Linked DNA regions of Mus musculus: region 2 is linked to region 1. Evidence: chromatin loops called from intact Hi-C (ENCODE). Cell type or tissue: left cerebral cortex. All regions are shown on one strand. Links, peaks and the distances in the headings refer to the core of each region. The heading gives the core; the rest is flanking DNA.

Region 1 (10,390 bases), core at 3,037-8,036:
AGGCCTGTAGCTATACTTCCCGGCTTTTCTAAATGTTAAAGTTGAGAAGAGACTGTTTTCACAGGTGGTAGTAGCGGGAGCAAGCGCTTTCTCTCTCTCTCTCTCTCTCTCTCTCTCTCTCTCTCTCTCTCTCTCTCTCTCTCTCTCGTGTGTGTGCGTGTGTGTGTGTGTGCGTGAGAGAGAGAGAGAGAGAAAGAGAGAGAGAGAGAGAGAGAGAGAGAGAGAGAGAGAGAGAGAGAGAGAGAGCGAGCAGTGGGGTGGGGGTGGGCGGTTCCGACCAGGCCAGACTCTAGCATGAAAGCCGGATTTCGCTCTTTCTAGGAGCTGTAGGACTACTGTAAAGAACCTGTTTTCTTTGGTGGGGGTGACAAGGAAACCCTTTCTCCTAGTGGGACTGGGTCTGTGCCGCTTGTCCGCTCTTGTGACTGTTTAGAGTGGGGATGCAACTGTATCTGATTCGGTAGCAGCGAAAAGCTGCTGGAATGGGTATTAGAGTGAGTGGGATTAGAGGCAGGACAGTTTGTGAGATTACTGTTCTGGGGTGGAGAAGGTGTCAGGGATGGTGAGATTCCATTCTCTAGAGATTCCTCATGTTCTTGGGTTGCCAGTCCTGCTTTTTTAATCAAGTCTTCTCCGGGTGGAAGTAGGCTTTGGGCATTAAGCCATGAAAGTACCCTGTGGAGGAAAGAGTCAGTCTTTGCTAAGGGTTGGGGGTTCACAATCAGTGCTTAGTTTAAGGAGGAACCCTGAGAGTACAGCAAATGGAATGACCTGGAATTGTAGGCAGTGAGCAGAGGTTTTAACAGAAGGGTAGGTATTGGGTTAGAGGACTCTTTCCATTAGAGTTTAATTCTTTTTAGTATAATCCCTTCAGCCTTTCGTGGGAGCTTTTTAATGGAGGTGGGACTTACAGATTTGGGGGATTGAGACTGTGAGGTCTTAGGCAGGTTTTGTGGGGAGGGCCACTTCTCTTCTGCAAAATATGATACTGCCATCTATTCTACCGTTCTGTAAGAAAGCACCGGCACCCATTAAACTTCGAGCAAGTGTCACCGGTGATCATTCTTACCGGCTTCTTTCAACTTTCTCCAATGATGTACATTTGTTGGGTGAGGTTAGGCATGGAAATAAATCAACAGCGCCCAAAGAACCAGCAACATTGCATCCAAAGTCTATTTAAAACCAGCTTCAAGTGCTTGACACAAAAATATCTTCTCTTTTCTTAGAAAAGTCATTTCCAGTTTTGTTAGAATTTGTGCTTCACTGGGTCCCTTTCTCCTGACAGAATTCCATCCTTGTGCAGACTGGTGTATTATATAATCTGGTATTTTCAGATCAGAAGTTACAACTCTGAGAAAAGAGGTGATCAGGAATTTAAGCAAAAGATTGCTGGGCAACACAAATGAGGGACTTGATGTAAGATGCTCATTCACATTCTAACTGGGATGGAGGTTGGGGGAGAAGGAGATTGGGCAAGCAGTCATGCAAATGCTCAGCCAAGTCCTCTGCTGCCTGCTGCTCCTATTCTGACAGCTGCTCCACCCAGGCCCAGCCTTCAGATGCTCCCATCCCAGAATATTCTCCCACACCCATCCATCTATCTAAACAGTGACAAACAAAGACACAATGGGGTTTAAAATCAACCCCTTGTGGGTTTGATTCGAAAAGCCTCGCTGGGTAAATCAAAGTCAATTTTAGGTCCAAGGGGCCAATTTTTACCTGACTCCTTAAATAGTTTATCACACAAGTTTATTGTAATCTAATCGAGAGCCAAATCACTCCATCCACTTTGCTCTGAGAGACAACTGTAGGAGCCACTTTGAAAGTAGCATGCCCTAGATCCCAGGCAGCTAAGCAACACAGATTCCCAAACCTAACAACTTTCTACAGGAAAGTATTTAATAAAACTTGTAAATACAAATGTGCATATGTGTATATGCATGTTTGCACACATACATATATGGTGTGTACTGTATGGGTTTATGGGTTTATTACTTTATGGTCCTTTTCTTTGTTTGCTCAGATTACCCAGGTAAAATGTTATCACTGAAGAAATTCAGACAATAGAGACAAAGTCAAAATAAGCTCAATTGCTGTTGGGGTTGCATCTTGAGACTCTATGAGTACAGAAAAAGTGAGGTCATATAGTATTTTGAATGCTTGTTTATATTTAGTGATAAAGCATATAGATCTACCCTGTACCCTGTTGTAACTCCCCTCCCTCACAGCAACAGTTCCAGTGGCCAGATGTTTTAATATAGAGCCCAGATGTTTTAATATAGCGCGCTTTCATTAAGCCAGTCCACACTTCTTGATTTCTTGTTTACGTTTAGTATTTTATTGTAGCATAACCACAGCAGTCAACTTTGTACATTTCACAGAATTTTAGCGTTTCCTCAAGACGGATTCCTAGAAAGTAGGGTTGTAGAGTCAAAGGCATGTGCTGTACTGAAGCTCTGTCACGCTTGAGAAGCAGAAGGATAAACTGTGTTGTCTACATCTTTTTAACCAGAATCTGTTTACTTTCCAGTCCCCTCTAAGCTTGGGAACTGAAGTGGTGGGGGAGGGGAGGGAGTCACATGCAAACCTCATAAAAAGAATCCGAATAACTTTGCAATGTTTTACTCAACTGATAGGAAATTCCTTTTTTTTTTTCCCCTCCAAGAATATTTTTCTTCCCTGGTTGTCTTGGAATGACTTTCTCTGAGGCTTCAGCCAGCAGTGGAGTTGAAATATGTAAATATGTTCCTCAGCCTTGTAGGTGGGGTTGGCTACATGATAAATGACAAACAGTTCCCTGGATAAGTGAGCATGTATTCCAGCACTTGCTGGGAGTGGAGATCTACTCTTTCCTTCTTCTCCTTGGCTCAGAGGCCTTCCATTGACCTAGGAGGTCTTAGGAAGGGACAGTGAAGAAGGAGGGTGTTGTCAAAGAAGCATGGTGGCCCCACCTGCTAAATGTCTTTGCATTGAAAATCAGCTCCTTGTTCTTGTTACTATCCCAGGACAAGAGTAAATAAATCACTCACTCACTGTACCTTCTTGCTGTTTGAGGTTCTTGTCCCCTCACGATCCACTTCAATCAGAGGGTGCATTTGTCAGGCTTGCTCCTTCCCCAGTTGTCTTTCTGTGACCCAGAAAAGGTTTATTCCCTGTGGTTACATGACTTGTCACGTGACAGAGAATTCTGTGGAACCAGTAGGAGAAACCTCCCATTTCCAAGGTGTCCTTATCCCCAGCAGGATAAATCAGAAGTTCCCTTAGATCCTGTAAAAAGGTCACCTAAGGGCTATTGAGTGTCAAGTGTCACCTGACATGGAGTGGCTCTGTTGGTCACTGCCTCTGACTTCAGACAAGGTTGAGATGCTGCCTTTGATGCCTATGACACTCTGGTTTCACCTAGGGATGTGAGAGAATGTGTCTTGTCTGAACATCAAATCCCAGCTTTCCTTCTGTTTGGAAAACAGGTAGAAACAGGCCCCAAGTGAAGCAGTCTGTCTGTAGAGCAGTGGCCCCTACCCACTTCTTTTCCCCGTTTGTCCTGTGCTGGCTCTGTGGTGTGGGAGATGGAATATCAGAGGGTATCAAGTGCCATCACTTCACCATTAGCATCCTCTGGAAGTCAGGCTTCGAAAACAAAAACGGAGCTTCTCCTGGGTCTGGAGGCATATATACCTGCAATCCCAGTACTTAGATGCCAAGAGTTCAAGGCTAGCCTGGGCTACTTAGTGAATTCAAGGTTGGCTTGGGCTCCATAGAGAGATTTTTTTTTAAAAATATTTTTAAAGGTATTTTCTTCATTTACATTTCCAATGCTATCCCCCAAACCCCCCATACCCTCCATCCCCTACTCCCCTACCCACCCACTCCCACTTCTTGGCCCTGGCGTTCCTCTGTACTGAGGCATATAAAGTTTACAAGACCAATGGGCCTCTCTTTCCAATGATGGCCAAATAGGCCATCTTTCCATAGAGCGATCTTATCTCAAAACAACAAACAGCAGTTTTTCCCTCTCTGAAAAAGTCTATTTTTTCTCTATTTTTTTTTTCTTGCTGTGAAATGACTGTTGGTTTCTGAAACTTTGGTCTTCAAACCCTTTGGAAGACAAACAAAAGGGTTGGAGCTTTGTATATACCCCATTCATTCCTCAGTTTTCCTGTCTCTGAACTTGCCTTTGGAGAGGAGAGTAGGCTTGAGGTACTAGAACCAGCGTGTTGCTTGGAGTTGAGTATGTATCTATACCTAAAGGACAATTGTGTTTGGAAGCATATTCTGATTGAGTGGGCTGGAGGACTCAAGAACCTGAATTTCTCACCAGTTTGCTGCTGGATTTTAGGCTTTGAGTCCACAGCCCTTACGGAGGGGTTCACTTCCAAGCACCTTCTCTTCTGATGTTCTTTTAGAACATGACAATAATGATCCATAGACACAGAGAAATCCTAGCTGTCCTAGATTTGGGGGCTTGCATTATAAAGAGTGTCTCTCCTTTTGGATCTTGAGTAGCCTCATTTCCACAGACATAGCTAGAAGGGTAGGGTGAACCATTCTACGCTATGAAGGAGGGAAAGACAGGGACAAGAACCAAGGGAAGACCTTTCAAGTGCTATTGGTGTCTGTCCTGCGTGAGGGAGTTTGGGAGGGAGGAGCTGTTTGCCCAACTTCACATGCCTGGGACTAACATTTGATAGTAGCTCTCTCTAGCTCTTAACCCCTCTATTCCATAGAACGGCAGCCTTAAATCTTTATAGAATAACACATAATCAAAATCCAATACTTAACAAAGTGTTTGTCTTTAGAAGAGTTTCTCCTTTTGTTTTGTTTTGTTTTGTTTTGTTTTTCTTCTGGGCCAACTTTGGGAGTAGATCAAGACATTTACAAATTTGCATCATTATCATGTAAGCAATTAAAGTGCTTAAGAGCTTAAAAGCAATTTGTTCAAGTTGGTTAAATATCCACCCTCCCCAATCTTGTTTGTATTATTAATTTACTCATCAAACTTGTGATATCAGCTCCACAGTGAAGCCCATTTCAGTATCTGCTTATTGATAGCAAGGTCCCAAAGAAAGGGGTTTGTTTTGAGAAGGTCCACAGTGAAAGGACCCAGTTCGGGATGAGTCAGGGAAACCAGCATTTAACTAAATAAACCCAGCCCTTCGTTGGCCTCTGGATGAGAACGGGTTGTTTAAACGTTTTATTAAGGTGCAATTATTCTGAGAACCAGTTCGTAATGCAGTTCTTTGCAAACATTAATTAGCTGATCCCTACATCACCCCACATGACTGATAAGTAGCATTAGCCCTCCATTTGAGAGAAAAAATAGACACAAAGAGTTGAGGGGGTAAAAGGCCAACTCTTGCCCTGATGGAAATATGGTAGTAGCAGGTGGAGTTGGGAGACTGAGTTCTTCTCTCAGTAATATGTATTGCAGTGCAATCGATAGCACACTGTAACTCAGTGGTCGCTAGTGACACCTCAAGTTAAATTTAACTAAAATGCAATATAACTAAGACATTCATTTCCTCAATCACTGAAGGCATTTCTCAAAGTTTCAAAAGCCACATGTGGAGAGTGGCTACCAGGGTAGATACTTGCAGTCATAGGATGCTTCCATTGTTGTGGAAAAGACTCAGAGGGAGCACCAGGTTGGATCCCAGGGATAATCAAAGAATAACACGAAAGTCCTTGCCATCATAGAACTCAAATATAAAACTTCTCCAAACTGGCTGACATACGAGGAACACTGAGCAACCCAATCTGTGTCCTGTATACACTGTAAGATTAGCATCCTTTGCCTCTTTGAAGACTTGTGCTACCATTTATCACTTTTCTTATTAGCCAAGATTATCTTTAAGACAATGCTGGATCCTGGAGAGGATGATGGGAGACAGGTACTCTCCTTCCCTGCTGGTGAAAATGCAAATTAATATACCCTTTTAGGAAAGCAATTTGGCAGTAACTGTCGGTAGTCTTAGAAACACTTACTCCCTTTAGTCCAGTATTCCAATTCTAGGAATCTAGCCAAAGAAAATATTCAGAGACAGGCAGAGAAGTTTTAAGAATAAAAATGTTCACTGCAGTGGTATTTATTAGCTTGGCGGGGGGGGGGGGGGGGGTTAGGAATAGACTGGACAGAGTGTCCTGGAGCCAGACAGTAGAATAGTATACAAAGATGAAATATTGTTTTTATTTTTTATTCTGTTTTATTTTCCATTCTCCTGCCCTTCCTTCCTTTCTTCCTTTTGTTTTGTTTTGTTTTTTGAGACAGGGTCTCTCTGTATAGCCCCTGGCTGTCCTGGAACTCACTCTGTAGACCAGGCTGGCCTCGAACTCAGAAACTTGCCTGCCTCTGCCTCCCAAGTGCTGGGATTAAAGGCGTGCACCACCATGTCCAGCTTCCATTTATTTTTATTTATGTATTTTGAATCAGGGTTGCTGTATAGCTTCAGGGATCCTTCTGCTTCTAGCAACCCAGCACTGGGAGAGCAGGCAAATCTACAGCTAGCTTTGTACATGATTGCTGAGGTCCCTAGGCTGGCCTAGCTCTTGCTCTGTAGTTCAGGCTAGTATTAATCTTGCCTTCCTGCCTCAGCCTGCTAAGTGCTAGGATTACAAACACACACACACAGAGAGAGAGAGAGAGAGAGAGAGAGAGAGAGAGAGAGAGAGAGAGAGAGAGAGAGAGAAGAAAGAGAGAGAGAGAGAAAGAAAGAAAGAGAGAGAGAGAAAGAGAAAGAAGGAGAAAAGGAGAAAGAAAGAAAAAAGCAAGAAAGAGAAGAAGGGAAGGAGGAAGATAGAGAAAGGCTATGGTGACTTGGATGAGTAAAATAGGGTATTGAGAAGAATATCAACTTTGGAGACTGTGTTCAGAGGAAGAACTGCTTCAGACCCTGAGCCACCACTTTTCTGGCACAGAAACCTTGGATCAACCTTCTGTACCTCTCTGTCCTCGTATATAAATAAATAATAGAAAGTGCAGTCAATCAAGCTCACATATCATGGCAGGGAGGAGCCAGTGCTCACCTTACAAAGATCTAGTCCAAGCATGTGAAGATGCAGAGGACAACCTCAGGACCCGGTGTGTGCACTGTCTAGAATATAGACATGCATGATGTTCCCTGGAGATTTGTAGGATCTTTACTCTCCAGAGGAAAGTAGAAGATGGCTTGTGGTTCTGTGATTCAGACCGGACAGGCTTGTGATTGGCAGCGCTGAACCTGGTACAAATGTGGCTGATTGTAGTCCCCATCTGTCTCTGGTGCAGGCTAGGAAGCGGTCTTCTGCCTGCCCCATTGTGCTTATGAGCTTCCCAGCAGTGCATAGCACTGAAATGCTGTGTAAGCTCCTTGCTGGCTCCCACTCTTGCTGCGCCTCTCTCTCAAGGAATAAATAAAGCTGGAGTGAGTGCCTTGTTTACAGGGTTGACTGATTAAAACCCAAGGCGCCCCTACCTAAAGAGTAGTAGTCTTTAGCTGCTAAGTGACAGTGGCTGTGAGGCTCAGTGTGGAGCCACCTTCCAGGAAGTACCTAGGACTGTAGAACAGTGTTCTTACTGCAGCCTTGAACAATCTCCCAAGCTCTCTCCCCTGGTATCTGAAAGCAGCACTGAGTTTGGCACCACCTACTCTGCCCAGCTTCAGTGCCTTCTCTCTGTGGGACCTTGATAAGCTACTTAATGTCTGCATGCCTTAGTTTCCCAGTTCATCAAATGGGAATAATATTGAGAAGTTGGCAGGGTTCTTAGCATGGTTATTGGGAAAGATCGTTTATGACAAGCATAGGAGTCCTTGTTACTGCTGAGTCAACATGAGAATTCCCAGAACCTGAAAAGTGATTTATTGACTTTTAGCTCTGTAGTGGATGGACTTGCCTGGCATTGCAAGGCTCTGAGTTCAATCCTCAGCACCACAGTAAGCAAGCAAACAAAAAAAAAAAAAAAAAAACAAAGAAGAAAGGACAGGAGTTTATTGAGGTATAGCTAAGTTCTGGCTTCCCTTTCCTTTCATTGATGATGGTTCCCCTCTGTGCTGTGGTTTTGTGAAGTGGCTTGGAGGGCCTGGCAAGACTCGGGAATTGCCAACACACGTCACTTGGTAGCTCTATGCATTCAAACACAGTCCTTAGAAATCTGTATTCACCCTCTTTTCAGTAATAAAATGGAAAATCGAAGTCTCTGTCTCCAAAAGGTTTGTGTGGCACTTGTATAGTATCTTTTGGTCAGTATCCTTTGTGACAATGGTGGCTTTTGGCACTGGCATATTTCTTCTTATTCCCCATCTGCTCAACTTCAGGTTTTGTGACCTGCTTCTGAAGCCCATTAGAGCACATCAGTAGTGGGAACATGTGGGGCTGGGGAGGCTCTGAGACTTAAGAGGGTTTGAAGATGCTCATTTTGCAAGGTTATACAAGCATAGCTCCAGGAGGACCTTGGATAATGATGGTACCTGTAGAAGGTGAAAGCCAGGGATATGTGGAGAAAGGTGAGCAGTTCACCCTGGTTCAGTATCAATTGTTCTTTTACTCCTTACACTCACAAAATCCTAAAGACTTTCTCTCTGCCTCTCTGAGTACCTACTCAGTGCTAGCTTTAGTTTCTAGTATCACTATAGGTCTCAACAGGCATTGCTAATGCCATCCCTGCAGTAGACTCACCTGAAATGTTCTTACCAAAGACCAGTTTCTTCTTTCCCCATAAATGTTCTCTGTCTCTCTGTCTGTCCCTGTCTCTATCTATCTATCTATCTATCTATCTATCTATCTATCTATCTGTCTGTCTGTCTGTCTGTCTGTCTGTCTGTCTGTCTCTCTGTCTGTCTCTCTGTCTGTCTCTGTGTGTGTGTGTGTGTGTAAGAGAGAGAGATGGGAGCCAGTGTGTGTGTGTGTGTGTGTGTGTGTGTGTGTGTGTGTGTATGTGTATGTGTGTGTGTGTGTGTGTGTGTGTGTAAGAGAGAGAGATGGGAGCCAGCAAAGCTATACAGCTAAGGGTGAGCAATGACACACAAGAGTAGAGCTTCATTAAATGTTCATTCCATCCCCTTTCCAAAGAAGCAGAAAGGATCCCATATTGGGTAATTTATGTATGAGGTGAGTGACCTAATTCACTAAATCCATGGGACTAGAATATGATAATCAAGGCTTTTTGCTCCACCCTCCGCCCTGCCACTGGCAAACTGGGGCATCTCAGTGGGAAAGTCAGCATTCTCCCTCCTCCTGTTCTGTTCCCTCCAACAGCTGCTTTCTGCCTGGTGGAAAAGGCCTTGCTTTGCCTGGAGCTGTCAGGATAAGCCTTTGGGCTACTTCTGCTCTTTTTTTTTTTTTTTGTTCTCTCCTGGGCTGTGCCCATTAACCAATCCTGCATAATCCCCTCAAATGTGCAAGGTCACTTCTGGATTCCCCAGGTAGAAGAGAGGATGTCTCATTTCTTTCAGCATGTCAAATGCACATCTCATGGTAGTAACCTTCCAAAGTTGTGCTGAAGACTTGTCATTGTGGAAGAGTCTGAAGGCTCTCAAGTTTGAAGGGTTTGGGATTTTCTTGTTGACAGTACAATTTGTTAAGAAGTCCTTGGCAGGCAAGATGACTTGCCTCAGTAAAAGTGCTTGCTACAAAAGCCTGATAACCTGATTATGAGTTTTGGAGTATATGTAGAAGGAGGTAACATGTTCTACAAGTTGTCCCCTGACCTCCACACATGTGCCATGGCATATATGTCTCTATCCAGTCATGTGCACACAGACAAGTAAATGCTAATACTGTTACTACTAATGATAAAAGTGAAGACATTATTCACTCCTTTGGATTAATTTTTCTGGAGATCATCTCAAATCTACGTCAAACTGGGAAACTGAATTGTACTACAGAGAGGCCCTTGACTGTCAGATGCAAGAGTGCTTTTCTGTAATCTCAGCAACTTGGTGTTCTGAGGCAGGAAGATCACACATTTAAGGTCAGCCTGGACAACATAGGAAGGTCTGTCCCAAAGAACAGACAAGACAAAATAACAAACAACACTTGTTTGTTACTTCTTGAGACTTGTTAAGTTACAGGTCCTCGGGATGGTAGAGATGACTCAGTGTACAAAGTGCATGTCACACAAGCAGGACAATCAGAGTGTGGATCCCTAGCACTTATATGAAAGCTGGCCACATTGTTTTGCTTCTATAACACGAGAACTGGAAGAGGCAGAGATAGGAGAATCCCAGAGGCTCCCTAACCAGCCTTAACCAAAATGGTGAGTCTCAGTGTCAATGCTAGACTGTCTCAAAAATAAGATGTCAGGAGATAGATAAAGACATCCATTGTCAATCAACTTCTGGGCTTTAAATATATATGTAGAGACACATGTCCTCATATGTCTGTGCACACTAGCATACACTACGCACAACCCCCTTGC
Region 2 (10,390 bases), core at 2,554-7,553, 62 kb after region 1:
GACCTTCATATGATGCAGAAAACAGGCACTTGAGAGGTGGCTTTCATAAACTACCACTGAAAGAGTACTTAATGTGGACAAAGCTTGGTTGGTGACTAGGGGCTTCCTGCATATCCCACTAAAATCTCCGTGGTTGCTCAAAGAGAGGTGGTACTTCACTTCAACTCTGAGTGCCCACACACGCACACACATGCACACACACTGGAACTGAGTCTGAGAGAAGTTCAGTAGCTTAGTCAAACACACACAAATCAAGTGACAGAACATGACACTGTGTCAGCTGACTTCTCAATCCATTACATTTCCCAAGGTCTTAGGTGCCTCCCATATCCTGTCAGAACCTTGAAAACTAAGGCAGAGCTTTCAATTTTTATCAGTCTGATGGTTGTGGCCACATCTTGTTGGATTTTTATATTTTCTTGTTTTGAGTACAAGATCAATTTGCCTGTTAGCTTTTAGGGCCTCTGTTATTGACTTCTAGTTTCTTTGTCTATCTGTTAATGGGGGCTCTCAAGTTTTCTTATATTTTGGAAGGAACTTCTAGTAAATTCTAAATATTAATTTTTGTTAGTGGTAGACAAGTATCTTCTCTAAAAATGTATCTATGCATGTAAATTCCATAATCTTTGAAGTCTGGAATTACTACACCCACCCCTTTTTTAATCTTAAAATTTATGTTTCTGCAGGTTTAAGTTTTGTTATCCCCCACAAATGAAACTTTCTTCTTTGCTTTCTTTTAGTAACTTTGGAAAGCAAAGGAAGGTTAGACATGGGCCTTTAGTAGAAGGCCCAGACCTTATGAATCTCAAACTGACCTCATAATTTTTGGTTCCTTCACAGGACCCTATACACCAACAGGAAAGCAAGTAGATGAGGGAGGGGCTCTAATTAAAATTTTCCACTTTTTAATTTTTCTGAACTTCAAGGGTACTCACCTCTCACATCACAGAAGCAATAGTTAATGAGTAGAGGGTCCCCGGGAGCTCTGTACTGTAACAGATCAGTCTCCATCACCACTGTAGTCTGTTGGTCTATGAAGTTAGGCCTAGAGGCACCCAGTAGACAGAAGAAAGGAGACAAGACTGAGGGGTGGGTAACAACAGTGTAGTTGACCCAGGCCTCCAACTCACTGACCCCTTCTCAATGCAGAGGCACCCAGAAAAGCAAGAAAAGCAAGCAGGAGGCAGGCTCAGGGCCCGAGGAGAGCTCTGCTTTCTTGCTGGTTATCCCTCTTTGGGGGAACTTAAACACATGAGTCTGATTTAACAACAATTTCTACAAAAAGCAAACTAGGTTAGGATTCCAGTCTCACACTCTGTGATATATGGTTCCCTTACTAAAGGAGAAACACACACACACACACACACACACACACACACACACACACACACACACACACACAGAGAGAGAGAGAGAGAGAGAGAGAGAGAGAGAGAGAGCAGGTAAGGAAGTCCAGAGCAGCTTATGAGTTGGAGACCCGGGGTCAGTTTTAACTGCTTCCTGGAGAAAGACTCAAGTCTTGGAGGTAGGCAACCCAGGGTGCAGGCTGAGCTCTACCAGATATGGATTAGTAATCACACAAACAAGCAGAGCGTGTTTTTGTTTTTTTGTTTTTTTTATGGTGGCTAGTGTTGTACATCGTAGGGGAGTTTTTTGATCTACTATTCAAAGGTACTAGAAGGAAATTGGCACAGGTCCACAGATAAATCCAAGTTAACCTGGTAAAATGGGAGAGGTTATTGGATATACAGAAGGATGGAATGGAAAGAAAGAAAGAAGGGAGGGAGGGAGGGAGGGAGGAAGGGAGGGAGGGAGAGAGGAAGGAAGGAAGGACTGTGAGTTTGGGTTTCTGAAGCTCTCTGTTTCTACGCACCAGTTCTCTTCCCTCCTGGCCCAGGGATCCTGATAGTAAATTGCTAAATCTGGCAGGAGAGCATGAGGAAAATATCTTTTTCCCTGCCCATCAATTGTCTAAGAGTTTCACTTAAAGCCAAGCACATGCTCTACTGAAGCGCTCACCTCTGGCCTCCTCAGCTTCTTTGAACCCTATCACTGGTCCTTGGAAAAGGAAAATGAAAAAGGGGGGGGGGCGAGAGGCCCTGAGCGTAAGAGACGTGAATCATGCTGAACCGCAATGCTCCTCTCTGAACCTTGCTAGATGAGAATTATACATGCTGATTTCACCCGCTACTTAACTCAGGGGGTGACAGGCTGCAATTGAAGAGGCTTCAGCCAGTTAAGTGCCGCAAACCCTTGCACGGGTTCTGAAGCGGCTTTCAGAGCCCTGTGATTCGGGTTGGTAATTTGGTGGTGGCCTTGCTAGTGAGTCTTGGCTCTTCCTTAAAGAAAAAAAAAAAGGTTTCATCCCCTGCTAGGATGTAGCCTGCTCTTTTGTTGTCTAGAGACTAGAGACAGTTACAAGCAGAGAGGGTGGGGAAGAGATTTTATAAGGAAAGAAAAGAAAACGAGAATAGACTTACATGACCAGAAATAGCCTGTCCATAGAGCTGTCTTCTTACTGGAATTGGGAAGGCAAAGGAAGGGGAGGCTAATATTTGTCTGTTGTTCACTGGGTTGCAGATTCCTATCACTCTTGACTTTTGAACTCCACATATCTCCACAAGACAGGTGTTGTTACTCCTATTTTTTAGGTTGGAAATTAAGGTTAATCAGCTTGCCCAACACAATGACAACATGGTGGTGTGGATGCTGACAGTGACGGTAAAGCTGACATTTCTGTGGCAATCAATCTCTGCTCTCAGTTCTTTGTAGGGACTGTGCTCACTGACTGCCTCCTCACCGTACAGGGGCGGTTAGCCTAAGTGTTTTTCCTAAGAAAGCCTGTGTTGCTAGAGAACGGAAGGATTGACGAAAGACGTCCAGTCTGAGCAAGGCTTGCACTCTGACTCCTAGGATGAAAGTGGGAAAGAAGATCCGAAGGGCTGCAAATACACATGATCGCCACACTGCGCCCTGCGCCTGCTTCTGGGAGGGGACAGTGCTAGGTACAGTGGTCTTGGGGTCACCCGAGTGCTGGCTGCCTGTACTTGTTGCTTCAGCTTTTCCTGTATTGACTGCTCACTGTCTCCCGTCCAGGCATGTGGAAACTGACGCTCAGGAGGTCAAGTGATTTACCCAAAATCATACCACTAATTGGGGCTCTGGGCTACTTTTAAGCTAGATGATTTCCTTTGCTGGCTCATCTCATTAAATTTAAAGAACTATTCCTGCAGGCCTGATCCGTTGAACAAACAGTGGCTCAACAAAAGCTGCACAGCTGCCCTTAGCAGCTCTTGCTGGGGGCCTGAGGTGAGGCTGGCTAGGCCTGCCTCAGAGGACTCTTGAGTTTTGGGGTTCACTGTGAACTTGTTCCTTCTTGCTCCCTCCCTAAGGAGCCACAGAGAGCCAGAAATGGCAGGACTTGGCTTCTACCCCTTAAGTAAAACCACAGCAGCCTCCACTTGCCTTAGTCAGATCTAGTTACAGCCAGATAGACATCAATTTTTATTGCTGTTAATTCCACACAATGAGGGTTTAGACTCTTGATCCTGAGAAACAAAATATGGCCCCCAAAGGGAAGATCAAGACCTATCCAAATTGTCTTTTTTTTTTTTTTTTTTTTTTGCTGCTTTAAGAAAGAAGCACCTGCCGCCCCCCCCCCCAATACCAGGACATTGGAATTTCACATTTGTTTCCTTTCTCTCATTATTCCACATATTTGAATCAAAATGATGATAAATTGCTCCATTGTAGATGGTTTCAGCCGGACATTGATATATTGGATTAATTGGATTAAGACCAATGAGGTTTTCCAAATCCCCAATCCATATAGCCAATAAAATAATAACAAAATATGTATGTTCACACACACACACATATATATATATACATATATATATATATATGTATACAATATGTTTATTATACACACACATTCATTGAACATAGATGAGTATACAAATGTATGTATTCACAAGTACCTGTAGAAAATAATAGCAGTTCTTCCATGGTACCTAATCAATAACAGATGTGTACCAGGCAAGGCTTGCCATGTGCTATCTCCTGGTAGAAAAAAATAGAAGTTCTAAGGAACTATTTTCTTAGACTTTTCTGGAGAGGGTGAGTGAGGAGGCAGGATAGGGATGGGGTGAGAATGAAAATGATCAGGCACCAGAGCCATGCGCCATGCTGTGTTAGTACCCTCTTCATGGCTGTTTCATAGGGAAGGATTCAGGTAGCCCTTGACTAGAACATCCTCCATGTTCATGTGGAGGTAAGAAGGGAAGAGAACACATCCCTGCATGCACAGGGATGCCTTTATATGTACACACACAGATCCCCCTTGGCTTCCCAATCTTACCATGTGATTTCCAAATGGGACTGTCAGAAATTTTAAATGATGGGTATGGCTCTCATAAAATTTCTCTCAGACAACCTGTCTTGGTAGAGTCTGAGCTCAGCAAACTTCAGTCTAGTGACCAAATCCAGGCCAGCCCCACATCTATTTTTATATGACCCATGCATGTACTAAGGATAGCTCCTATGTTTCAAATGTTATGAGGAAATAAAATCACAAGAAGAATATTTTGTGGCCGGTGAAAGCTGTGTGAAATTCAAATTTTAGTGTCCATAAATAAATGTCTTTTGGAAGACAGCCACACACGTTTGTTTCCATGTTGTCGGTGGCTATTTGGGGGCTGAAGTGGTAACACTGCGTTGTGACAGAGACCGTAAGCTGTGGGCTGGGAGTCCTGTGCCTCCTTACTTCCTTTCTTTGCTCCTGCTGGGTTCTCTGCTCTTGTGTGGGCACCCCAACCCCATTTCTCACAATCCAGCTCTCCAGGCTGATATCGAGGCCACTAATTCTGGGAGGTGAAACCTTTTCCCACATATCCCCTAATGCCAGTGGGAATTTGGAACTGGTTACTCAATCTGTCTAAAGTTAAATTTAACCATCTATAAAACAGGACTGATAACACCTATCCTTTGGGCACGTCTCTCAGCAAGCATGTTCTTAGTTGGTGTTACTAGCCCTGATTGAATGCATGCTACAGAATTTAGTGTGCCCCGAAAGTTGGCCTATCCTACCAGGGTACCATGACCTAGAGTCATTTTACATGGCTTTTCTCTCCTTGAGGACATGTAGAATATCTTTATGTATCTTCAGCCTGGTCATGGGAAGGAGTCCAGGAAATAGTCTCAGCACATATGAGTCATAATCTCCCTTTGTAGTCACAAATGTCATAAAAGCACCCCCTTACCTCTTTTTTGTTCACCTCCTCGGAGAGCTGTTCTGTTACCATCCCCTGCCTGGATTCAGGTCCCACACTGTTCTAATTTATTTTATTGACCTTTCTAGTTGCTGCCATGCTGGCAGAAATTTAACAGCCAGCTTTCCGAAAGGAAAAGAAGAGTGGTCTGTGTAGTGTTTGCCAATTTCTCTGATGTTCTCACAGTAGCCAATCTGTGCCTCCTGACATAAGGCCTCTGTGTGTGGGGCTGCAAATTGGGACACACAAATTGGTCTCTAAGCATGTATACGATGTCACACACAACCTGCTACTCTACGTTCAGTGACTTAGCTGCTTCCTGTTGATCTCAGCAAAAAAGCTCCAAGTCCTTAATACTTAATACACTTACAGACCTCACAAATTAGCTCTGCTACCTACCCCCCAGGCTTGTCCCCTCCCCGGGTCTGTCTGTCTGTCTATTTCTCTCTCTCTCTCTCTCTCTCTCTCTCTCTCTCTCTCTCTCTCTAGTCATTCTTCTGAGCTCCACACACCATGCTCCTCCATCGCCTCTGTCTTCCCAGGTCTTCCAAGATGCTCTGGAACAGCTTCCTTGTTCCCATGCTCTAGGTACCTTCTATTGGCCTGTACTTTTGGCTATTGCAGTAGATTACTAATCTGCTCAGTTATCCATTGCTACTGCCTGTTTCCCATCAGAGTATAAGCTTCAAAATACAGCACCCATAACTCACATTCCATCCTGGGGTCCTGGGTCTCTGGCATGGGGGAAGCTTAGAGAATCCTTCTCAGAAGGCTGCAGGGCCCAGCCTTCCTGGGTATTTGATTTCTGTCTTGGGCATAATTTCTAAATACTTGGATCTTATTTACTTTAATATCTTATGTTTTTAGAACTCATGATTTGGTGGCTTCTGGGAGCACTGAGGCTATCTCCTACCAGAATATGACAAGCCTCAGATGGAGAAAAAGTTGACAAGCTACATTTTTAAGATGATGAAGCACTCTGTCTCAGTTCTTTGGAAGGAAAGTTATCCATCAGAATCGTCCTTCCTTCATGTTGATGGGACAAATGTTGGTGCTTAACATCCTAGCTCAAAACCCCTTGGGCCTGCCATTTTTAGTGGCAAAAATTGAAAAACAATCTGTTATTCCTGTGTTGCTAATTCCATGTAATTTTCTCCAAAGTGAGAGTTGCAATCCATCCCATATTTGTCCTACAGTCAGAGGATCGTGGATTATTGGGGAAAAAAACCCTCTTTGGGAGGCTTTTGAAATATGTCTCCCAAAGGTTTTTGTTTTCCTTTTAAAAACATCTACAGTTTTTTTTTAAAGTGTGCCTATTGCATCAAAAATGGTGCTAGTGAATAACTTTGAGTATCTCTATTCAATTCTCTTGGGAAAGGAGAATTATAAGATGACAAATTCCAAGTGGTTTTTGAGTGAAGGCATAGGCTAACTATGAGAACATTGTAGCTAGAATTGTGCATGTATGTGAGACTGAAGTAGGGTTAAGTTGCCTCCCTGGCATGTTCTGATGTATGGTTTTGGGGCCCATTATAACCCCAACACTATGTGATTATAATATTTCAAGGGGTTGCTATTGAATGAAACATAATGGTGTAACAGGTATTAGTGTAAGAACCATTGCTATTAATAGCGTATGACAATACATTGCCTACTAGCAAATTGGCCTTACTTTGATTTTACTATACTTTTCTATACCTATGAGAATTTTAGTTAAATCTATGTGAAATCTGAAATTGCTCCTTACAGAGATAACTGGGGGTGGGGTGGAGATATCAGACTTAAACAAGAAAGAAGTGATAAGACTATGAAGGGAGCAGGAGAAAAGATGATGATGAGAGGAATCTCAAGCTCTCTGTCTCATGTCTTGCCTTCCAGACAGAACCATGAAGCTTGTGGAGTATACTGAGATGTAAGGAAGGGTGACAGTGATCTGATGTGCTTGAGAAAGCACATGTAGCCTGGGACCCTAGGGACCAGTGCTGTTCCCTCCACTGTTATATGTCTGTGCCCAGCAATGGCAGGCTCTGACACACAGCATTAACAAAGCTTGCATGTGTTTAACAAGTGGTTTCTGTGTCCAGATCTAAGAATACTCTTCCTCCTTCTTCATGGATAGCATTTGAAAAATAGCTCCTCAGTGATGTCACTTGGATAAAATAAGGGTCACTCCAAGAATTTGCTGCTTCAATCAGCAAAATACCCTTTGCTCTTGGGGAATAAGATGGATTGGGCAAGTAGAAGGTGGCTCCAACTGAAAACAGCCATGTCTGTGAATGTTAAGATGAATGGTAAGACTCATCCCTTTGGACTAAGAATCACTTACCACAAGGCACACGAAGTCACGGGTATGTCATTAAGACAATGGGGAAGAAAGATCTCCAAGTGTTTCTAGCCATCTAAGATTAGTATCTAAAGAGGAAATATGTAGTCCACTGCTACTTAAAACCATCATAGATGTAATAGCTTCTCTTCTTAAAGTATGTAGAAGATATATCATCACCATTATTATTACTAGCAGTAGTAGTTTCATTTAGTAAAAACATGAGAAGATTTCCTAAGTTTCTTTATAATCTTGATCCATTCCCCCCAAATAATTATGAAATGCACAGTCTGTGTAGGTCTGCTGCTATGGCCACACACTGAAGTCCCTCATAACGACTGTATCATTTAAACCTTCCCCTAGTTGGGCTAGATGTGTGCTTTCTTTCCACTGCTCAGAAATACATGGACATGCATTTCAGGGAGAGATTCAGAGACAGCTGAATTCCAGAGACAGACTGTACCACAGAATCATAAGTTGCAGGACCACAAGTCAAACTGAGGTCAGCCAAACTCCAAAATAAAGCCAACATCAATGCATCACAAATTTTCTGACATTGTACACTTTCAAGTGTATGTCGTTTTGCTTTCCGACTGGGGAATGAAAGCTCGAATCAGAAAGAATCTAAAATGATTTAAGGTAAACTAAATGGGCTGGGTAGGGACAGTAGCAACAGTGAACCCACAGCCACCGTTGTCAAGCAGACAGCCCTTGCTCATTATAATAATTTTAAAAAGTAGGTGTTCTGACATTATTCTGTTCATTGTTCCAAGAAAAGTTGGAACCCCAAATTTCCATGTGAAAATTTGTGTTCCTAATCTGTTATCAGTTTATTTGACTAAAGCAAAATACGGTACAAAGTTACAGTTTGGAAGAATAGTTTGATGTCCCTTCAAAGGTGTGAGGTGCTGTGTATGCTAAGTCCCCAGATATGGTTATTACAAGATGTGTGCACATTGAAATGTCACACAATGCTCCATAGACATGTACCATTGTTACATAACAATTACAAAACAGAAACGAAGCTAGCTGTGGGGGTATGTGTCTGTAGTCTCAGCTCTCAGGAGCCCAAAAAAAGAGACTGTGAGTTACAGGGAAAACAAGGCTACATATACTATAACACACACATACACACACACACACACACACACACACACACACACACACACACACAACCAAGGGAAAACCTAAAACAAAATGAGAAGTGGGTTTTTTTGAGCAATTGAATCTCTGTGTGCAGAGTGTGTACATGTGTGCATGTTCAGAGGAGAAGATCAGACATTCTGCTGTATCGCCTTCCCAGTATCAGCTTGACATAGGGTCACTGACCCTGGAGCTAGGCCGGCAGCTAGCAAGATCCAGTGATTTTCCTGTCTCTGACAACCACTTCAGCCCTGGGGTTAAATGCACATGTATAGCCAGCCATGTACAACTTTCTATATAGATGCTTGCAATCAAGCTCATGTGTCCTGCTTGTGCAGCCAGAGTTCTCACACACTGCCTCAGTCCTATAGACGAAACACATTTTAAAAGAGAAGAGAAGATAATGGAGAAGAGGGAGAAAGAGAGGTGAGGGGAAGGAAGGGAAACAGAAAAAAAAAGGGCACAAAGCAATAGAATATATAGGAGTAGTCTACCCCAGGGTGATGTCAGTGGCTAGGCCTCTATTATCTCTTCATCTGTCTTGTGAGAGTGGTCAGCAGAGAGGCAGTGTGCTTGTTCCAACTGTACAACACGCATTTGAGAACACTCACCTGGGAATATTCTTTGGAGTAAGAAAATGGACCACACCAGGAAATCAACTTAGTCTTAATTAAAGTCCATTGGCTACCTATGTTAATACCACTTAATCTTCCAGTCCACTGATGGATATTGTTGTCCTTGTCTTTTGCTGATAAGAGAACAGGTTTAAAGAAATTGAAAGCCTGAGCCGGGGTCATAAGACTTTGAACTAGCCAGGTCTGCCTGACTTCTAAGTCTCTTCTCCTAATCTTTGCACTGTCCTGTCTCCTCTGGGCTCTATAAGCATTGAAGACCTTCTATGGACATTGCTTTATTCAGTGCCCTTTGTTCGCCAGGGCAAGATGTCAGAGAGTGTGGGAACTTGTTCTAGAAATAAACACCTTGCCTGGAAAAGCATCAGTCTTCCAAGTAAAGTGCTTTGTGTATCGTAAAACCTTCAATTTAGCTCCATTATATTTTAGGTCCATGAGGAATAGATTGCAGCTCCTGCTTTCCTGCTGATTAGAGCATCCTATTTACGTGTATACAGTACCTATTAGACGGTGAGCTTTGCAGAATTAGCTCCCTGATGAACAGGTATTATTTCCCCCTCGGCTGACACTCAGCAGCTGTCTGCAGTCATTGTGTTCAAGTTCACCCGAGCCTAGTATGCTGGGACAAACAGTGCAAAACAGCTTGCCTTCTAGCCCAGAGATGGGTGAGGCCAAGTCCTATGGAATATACCTTTTGTTACTAGGTGAATCTGGGCAGCCTGTGTAATGACTGGGCCTCATTTCTTCATCTGTTAAATAGGAATGATCTTTTTCCTAACCAGTTCAGGACCTGTTCTTGAACTTCTGATGGTTCCACGCCTTTGCTCCAGCCCCTGCTACTCTCCGTCACAGAATCTGTTCTGTGGACTTCTGAGTAAGCATGTGTCGGATGTCTTACTTATTTTTGTCCAGATCCTGTTTCTGGATAGTCTGTTCCTTCTTGACATCGATCAGAACCGTCACTTCCACTGTATATCAAATTACAGCCTCTCTCTCTTCCCTACTGCCTAAGCACTTACCTC

What was found. Hi-C counts contacts between places; a loop is a spot of excess contacts. Peaks named below come from ENCODE experiments on the same cell type or tissue, not always from the same donor. Only the 100,000 strongest peaks of a DNase experiment are listed, where the experiment ranks them.
Region 2: a loop joins it to region 1, with 2.1 times the contacts of the local background. A loop is called at or near these places in 2 of 42 quality-filtered maps.

Annotation. Positions count from the first base shown.
Region 1 is chr7:96,213,572-96,223,961 of GRCm38, forward strand. All of the region lies in intron 1 of Tenm4 (teneurin transmembrane protein 4), which reads left to right. Among named protein-coding and RNA genes, the nearest start is that of Mir708, 31 kb to the right of the region's middle. In left cerebral cortex, for the core only: a CTCF peak has its summit at 5,870; no DNase peak of the experiment used is centred there.
Region 2 is chr7:96,275,570-96,285,959 of GRCm38, forward strand. All of the region lies in intron 1 of Tenm4 (teneurin transmembrane protein 4), which reads left to right. Among named protein-coding and RNA genes, the nearest start is that of Mir6394, 25 kb to the right of the region's middle. In left cerebral cortex, for the core only: no CTCF peak of the experiment used is centred there; DNase peaks (open chromatin) are centred at 4,727 and 5,259; H3K27ac peaks cover 368 bases.